Regions from separate parts of the Homo sapiens genome. Here region 2 is linked to region 1. The links are chromatin contacts, found by Hi-C in ENCODE. All regions are on one chromosome and are shown on one strand. The core of a region is the stretch at or near the end of the contact, and the rest is flanking DNA. Distances in the headings are between cores, read along the strand shown. Region 1 has its middle 62 kb from the start of NEUROD1. Region 2 holds the start of PPP1R1C (protein phosphatase 1 regulatory inhibitor subunit 1C).

Region 1 (3,810 bases), core at 1,156-3,655:
CTCACTAAACAATCTTGGGCATGTTAATTCTCCATCGTGGGTCTCTCTGGTTCTTTAAAAAATGAGAATAACAACATTGACTTGTTTTGAAGAGGAAACAGCTAACACAGCCATAAAGATTACAGTTCATCAGTGAGCCTGTGGAAGGCTAATCTCTAATATCAGTCAGTGTGCGATATTCACCTGGTTGTTTCGTTTGGGGAAAACTTCTGGAAACAAAATAGTACCCATTAAGAAATACAGGTTTTTCCCTTCCACAGTTGCCAAAGTTTGTTTATTCTGGGGGTTGTTTGTTATACTTATTTTTTTCCTTTTCTAATTGTTTAAGGTGTTTTGGAAATAAGATCATTATCCTCATGGGCATCTGCTGGGTAGAGTACCCTTGAAGGTCAAGATTTTTGCACGATTCATCAAAGGAAATAATGAGGCAGTAAGTAAATTTAAAGTCCAGACTCAGGTTCTTTGTGGGGGGAAAAAAATGGCAACTACACACTTGCTCTCTAATCACTTTCCTTCGGTTGTTTCAAAACTCAGTCTCTCCAGAATGCTGGTCTGTGAGCAGGGCAGAGGGTTGTAGAGAGAAGAGGTAGAAAGAAAAAAAATCAGTTGAAAGATAATATTTTTGGAAAATTATTACTAACTTTAAGATTGGACACTTTTTAAAGGCATCGTTACAAAGTTATACAAATATATCAAAAAATCTGATTATTATAAATATCATAACCAGTTTTGACAAAAATGAGTCATAAAATGAGAATGTTTCCCTTTCCCTACAGGTTTGACTGGCCATGGTAATTAATTTTAACATCTGTTAAGGTCACTTGCTTTGTAAAATGACAAATTATCAAATAGCAGGGCCATAAAAGAAAAGTGACAATTGCATGTACATTGTGCACCACATGGCCCAGTTCAGTACCAATATAGAGAACACCACAGGCTTGGTAAACAATAGGGATAATATGGCCTGTGTTAAAAAGAGAAGATTTCTATCAAGTAGTGAAAGTACAAAGTCATATGATAAGTTTTGGCCTCACAAAGATGAGGCTAATATCATTAGCCATTTATTGCAAAGGAACAAAATTTTTTCAAATTAAACTCATGATGGATTTTAATCACTTGGCTAATGTTAGTAAATGATTATGCCTCAAGCCATTACGATAATGATCATTATTAGCAAGAGTCTGTTTTCACAATGTTTATAATGCTTAAAATTAATCCAGAAGTCAAGAGTCATTAAATCATTTCACCTGCAGCAGAATTTAAAAGTCGCACATATTTCACATAATTGCAATTTAAAAACAAAAGCTATGAAGGCAGTGGAAAAATACACAAGAAAATCAAGCTATTAACTACAGTGCCACCAAGCGACCAACCTCAAAATTCCACGTATAATCAAAAGGGCAAACATACGAAGGAAAATAATTACATGCAGAAAAGAGACCACAGCAAGAACCTCAGATGGATGCTGATTATGGACCTCAATGAATCTCAGAACTCTAAAAGGTCAACTTTTAACTATCTAGAATTAACCGTTTTGATCTAGGAAACTTCAGGGATCATCAGTGGATCACCAGAGAGCTTGCAAATTGCTGAATTTGAAACACAGATGGAGATAAGTCCTTTAAAACAGTAGCTAGATTTTCAAATGTAAGAAAAAAATGTATGTTTGAGTGGTATGAAAGAGTTGACCATTCCGGACGACATGGTATGGTCTTCAAATACAAAGAATAAAGTGTGAACAAAAGAGAAGATTATAATAGAAAACATTTAACTATATCCCGTAGAATCTTTCCTAGTTGTCAGGTTTAAAGTCTACAAAATGTTGGAATCAGACCAGATGATTTCTAAAGTCACTTACCAGGCCAGAAATCCTATGGCAAAGATCATTGAAGTCATGTGACCCCACAAATTTTATGCAAAACATGGACATATGTGCTTGTAGAGTATGAGATTGTACTCTAATAGTTGAACTGATAACACACCTCAATTGAAGTAAAACACTAAAAGATGTTAAAGAAAAATAGAAAAAAAATTTAATCTTATAAATCCAGACAAAAAATAATTTGGAAATAACTCTTACCAGTAATGTTTGAATCATTTATTTATTCATTTATTCATCAAGTATATCTTGAGTTCTAACTATGTTGCAGGCATATGGGCTAAGTTCTAGGGATAACAACATACCATAGGAACTGTTTTCCAAGATGAGAAGATATCATTAATAAAAATAACTCAGAATTTATCATGTGAGGCTAAAAATATATGGGTTGAAAAAGGGTAAGAAGTTAGACTGGCTTCCAAGGTATATATAGATTCATTATAGTCTATAGACAAAAATATCTGACCCCACCCTTATGAGCTATCCCTGGAAATACTGTCTTCATTCTTAGGTCAAGCATCATGAAACTGACAACCAACCAGCCAATAAAAATGACTAAGGGAGTGACGAGTCTGAATTACTAACAGGAGAAACTTAGGAGCTAAATATAAACCATTTTACTGTATAGACTGACCAAACCAGGTCTAAAAATAGAAAACTAACATGGGGGTTGATATTGTTTTCCATTGCACAAGGAGATAATCATGGGAGTGGGCAGTAAGATAGAGTTTGGAAGAGGAAACTTCAGATAATTTCAGAAAAAATACATCCTGTCAGAGAAAATTATCCCATTAATACAATCACTAGGGAGCAATGTTAGAAATTCCATTTGTTGATGGGTTGGGAACCCACTAACTGAAGCTCTAGGGCATGTGTTTTTATTATCCCAGGAGTAGAATGGGCTGCTGGTGCCTCTCAGTCTCTGATTTACACTCTGCAAATGCTCAGGGCAGGAGTGGAAAATCATCAAGGAAAATCAAGTGCGTTCTCTGTGGAATACGGAAACGGATTATGGCATGTTTCAAAGTTACAAACTATTCAATTAAGTCATTTCCCCCTTCACTTGTTGCTTCTCTCCTATTGGTTCCAATGAAGGAGCCAAACAGGCCCAACACTCTACTTTCCTGAGGAGAGAACTGGAGTCCAGTCCTAATGCCAACTAAAAGTAATAACGAGAAATTTTTTTTTCTAAAGATTGTCCACATTTGCCATGCAAAACAGCTCAAATTTCTGGTTCTCTTTCTCCTGTCCTGAAATAAACAAACATGCAAAAATGTCACCTGGGCAAGGTGAGTTAGTCCAAGAGTGTTCAGTGTATCTGATTGCTGCTGACTTGTCTACACCCTCACAGTCCCTTACAATGACCTCTAGGAAATAAGAACACGTCCTGATTTTGTTGGACAGGTGCAACACTCAATCAGCTCATACTTGGCTGTAGACTGACCATGCCAGAGAGGGCCAGCCATTGTCTTCTGTTGTATTTTTAAAGCACAGAAAACAAAAAACAACTACCTTTTGGGTTCTGTGACTAGGCACCTCTGCTCAGCTTCTATCCCCAGTTTGGAGGTTGGAACTCAGTGGTGTTCTTCTCATAACTTCTGCCTGGTGGTTTGGACCTTGGCTCTTTGAGTTAACTATATGACTTCTGATTTTAACCATCTGCCATATTTCTAGACTGACAACTGGCTGCACTTATTGTTCGTTTGTTTCCTGATATATTTTTTCCCCTCTCTTAGACCTAAGCTATGAACCCAATGTTGATTCATAAAACTTTGCAGTAATCTTTGCTTTGATCTATGAGGAAATTTTTTAAAATTGATTAAATGTTTCAGGATTCATCTTCTCAGCTTTGCTGGTACAGAAAGTTTTTCATTTTTCAGAACTGTGCCTGTTTGTCATCTAAAAAAAAACATTTTTTTGGTCATTCCAAG
Region 2 (3,773 bases), core at 679-3,178, 240 kb before region 1:
TCTGCAGCTTGCAAAGCTGTCTCACCCTCATCTTTTCCCCACATGCAAAAGCAAATTTCTGGAGGACACATGGAAGGTGCTCACTAATTTTATTTTGAAATAATAGAAAGCCACAGAATTGAACTGTCTGATAGAAGTATCACCCTCTTTGACCAAAAAGCTACATTTCCACGGAAAAGAAATAATTATATACAACTGAATGATACAACAGAAAATTAATTTACAATGAAGGTACAGGGTTGACCTGATAATGTTAGTGGCTTGCTTGGAGCCTCATAACATTGGTGGTGCTTTCAAGATTCATTACCCTTATTTTTAAACAGGATAAGGAAGAGCTTGGAAACCTATTTCTAGCAGGTACCAGAGTTAAATCAACAGCATAAGCTTTGAATTTCAATTAATTTTGTTAACTTTTTTATTTTCTAGTATAATATTTAGAACAAATAAACAAATGAAGAATAAATATGGATCTTATGAGAATATGCAACTTATTACAAACTCTAAAGTTTTTTTTTTTCATTTTAAGAGTTACAGGAGCATAGTATTGTCAGAATCCCTTGAATATAATATCCTTTATTTGTTTATTATATTCATTTATGGGTAAATACCCAAAGTAAGTGTCAGTAGGATAGATAATAAAATTTATCAATGACATCCTGTCCAAGATAGAAGCAACATCCCATTCAGCATGGATAGACACATGTTCAAGGATACATTTATCTGGCCTGAGTCTAGGTGCATCTACCTCAGATTTCAAAACATCCTGAAACACTATGAGTCACGGATTAAATAATTATTTTTAAGACTTTATATCAAATACTTGGAAAAGGATTCAAGAATAATTTAAGTTTTAAGAAATGAATGGATTAGGTTGATGTCCTCATAAATTTCTTTGCTTTTGCCTCCTCACAGTTGCAGTTCTAAGAGATGCCATTGCATCAAGAATCTAAGTAAATCTGAATATGAAAGGTGATACAGATGTAAACCAATATTAGACATGGACAAAGAATCTAGGAAATGTTAAAACACTGTTTGTAATGTCTGAACAAAACGATTTTAAAACTGTACAAAAAGCTACAAATCCTAGCTGTAATATATTATATAAACTTATAATCATTGTTTTGTGTCCACAATAATAAAACATATGAAAATAAAGTATTAGGCCTATAGTCTCAAACTATTGCAGGATTTAATGATTTTATTGCTAAATCAATCATTTTATTTTATAAAAAATGAAATAAAATGTTGCTCATTTTGATAATTTTTAAAAGTTGCTCTAAATGTTGAAACTGTTATTTTAATGAGCAAAAATGAACAGATTTATGAATCCATATCTGAATTGCTTACAGAGCCATTTTCCCCTCAGAGGTGCTAATTTTGTATCAAATGAAGTGTTACATTTTAGACAATAGTTCTCCCAATGCAATTTAAATACAAGTATGTGTAAAAACCAACTTATTTCTTGTTTACATTATCTTGAAAGTCAGAGTTAGCAAAATCAAAAGGTAAAGAACCTTTCAATTAATAACCAGAATGCATGTTCATATTACCTTATGTACAGGAATGGTTCTCCATGCAATTTCACATACCTGCTCTGCTGCTTCAGGTGCAATCTGACTCTGGAATACAGGCACGGCAAACTGTATCTTTTTGGGACTGTTGGGCTCCATGGTAATGATGATAATTAGTCAGAGATGTGAAGAGCTCAGAAAGACTAACCCTAAGTGGTGTCCGGGATGTGTTTCCTCAGACACACTCCACTAAGCCACACAGAGTGCTTCGTAATAAATAGCTGTAATTCCAGATCGAGCAAGTGAAGATGCCGAGGTTTGAGTAACCCCCTTCTTCAACATCCACGGTGATGCCTGGCTTGCCTGTTCCCCCACCAATCCCTTGGATCCTCTCAGCACAATACAGAAAGGAACAATACGCTAATTGTGTGCCTCTTCACTAATACACATGCCAAGCATTCACTCAGCAGCTAATTGAAAATGCAATGCTAGCCTTGAAGGACCCACTGCCCTGGGATTTGAAAGAAAGGCTCTATCCACTGTACATTACTAACCGGCTGCTCAAAAGTGCAATGTAAGCTCCCTCTGAGTATTGCAGGGATGGGCCATTCATTATTGATGAACATCAAGCAGGAAGTTTTTAGAGTTGGGGGCAGGGTTTAGGTATGGAATCATTTCTCTCAGCAACTTATAAGTCAGATACCTTTGCTATTTCACATTCAGCCACGAAACAGTTGAATGGCCATGGAGGGTAAGCCACAACCAATAATATCAGCTATGTTTATGCTATAAGATCTGGTTAGTTTAAACTCATCCTAGGAGGCAGAGCATCTGTGGTGTAGTGAGGGCAGCATTACTGCAGGGCTGAGCAGATCTTAGTTCGAGTTCCATCTTCATAATTAACAAGCTCTGTGGCCTCCAGAAAATTACTGGCTACGTCTAGGCCTCCACACTTCCATCAGAAAAATGAGGGGATTGGACTCAATGACCTTTAAAGTCCCATCCTGTTCCAACATTCTAAAATTGCAGTTCACAGTTTTCATTAGAGTGGAAAGTATTGTGCTGCTAAATTTAGCAAACAGCTTGGAAGTCACTGCTGCTTCAATGACCTCTATTTTATTTCCTGGTGGAGCCAGTTACATTCTCTGACTTGGAAGAATATGACTGGAAAACATTAGTAGAAACCTAATGGTAGTCAACATTATGGCTTGTTGTCAACAGTAGAAATGTATGTAAAGATAAGGACTTGAAAAAAGCATGAAGTGGGTAATGTTCAGAGGGTTGATATTGGCTAGTGGTCAGGGAACAGTGGGACACTAGCCTGATTGCCACATTAGTTAATGTTAAAGGGGAGGTAGTAACATAGCCAGATGGCCTTCATGCATTCGAATACTTTTATGAAGGAAGTGTGAAAATGAAACTGCTTGAGATCTCTGCTTTCTTGAGAGGCATTATGTGATGAATACTAGATTTGTAAATATGTTTTTGGATGTACTTAATATATTTAGACATCGACTATGATTCCAGGTATTTACAATTGAAGTTTTTATTTTTTAAATTTTGATTCTGTACTAGGAATCCATCTTAATGATTTAAATAGGCAACATTCTGTTGAAGGAATATAGAAAGGAATATGCATTATTGAAGTAGTTTTCTATATTCACTAGGGGAAAAAGCAAAGATGTGGATGTGAAAGCACTTTTAGTGGAGAACAGTGCTGACTAGCAAGAAATCTTGTGATGAGTTTATCCGTGTAGTGTCGAAGGGAAATTTATAAATTACATTTTATGTAACAGTTTACAAAAGTCTCCAGAAATAAAATCTAAATTGATATCATTAATGAAGTTATTTCTTTGAATATATCTTCAAATTATATAAAAGGAAAGCAAGACAAGACAGTATTTTTAGTGAGGAGTTAATACAAAACTTCACATAATGTAATAATTAAGAACATGCACTTGGCAACCTTGAGTTCAAGCTCTAGCTCTGCTACTTACCAAGTTTATCAGTTTGGGCAGTAGGAGAACTTTCTTCTTGTGAGGTTTAGATTACTCAATTCCTGAAAAGAGCTCATTACAAGGCCAGCACGGAATCACTCAATAAAAGATAGCTATTATTTTTCTTTCAGCCAGATTTTTCAAAAGGCTTCAACATACACATTTTCAACCAGAATCACTAAGAATATCTATCTACTTGGAATAATTTGATTCCACTTAGAATAATAGGTGATAAAGTGAAATTTCATATATGTGTTTGGTATAA

What was found. A loop is a pair of places that touch in the nucleus more often than their neighbours do. Pooled maps may share reads with other maps.
Region 2: a pooled map shows a loop between it and region 1 (3-fold over the local background). The contact joins the promoter of PPP1R1C here to the enhancer-like site in region 1. A Hi-C loop is called at or near these places in 2 of 37 single-sample maps with no recorded cell type and 4 of 50 pooled maps.

What each region holds. Positions count from the first base shown.
Region 1 is chr2:181,740,573-181,744,382 of GRCh38, reverse strand. No RefSeq gene overlaps it. Among named protein-coding and RNA genes, the nearest start is that of NEUROD1, 62 kb to the right of the region's middle. Within about 2 kb of position 2,405, at least 2 of the 41 ENCODE cell types and tissues checked have a DNase peak (open chromatin) inside an H3K27ac peak, as active enhancers do.
Region 2 is chr2:181,984,008-181,987,780 of GRCh38, reverse strand. It overlaps PPP1R1C (protein phosphatase 1 regulatory inhibitor subunit 1C), which reads right to left and starts at 1,928. Exons shown (of 5, transcript NM_001080545.3): 1 at 1,590-1,928. The coding sequence starts at 1,670.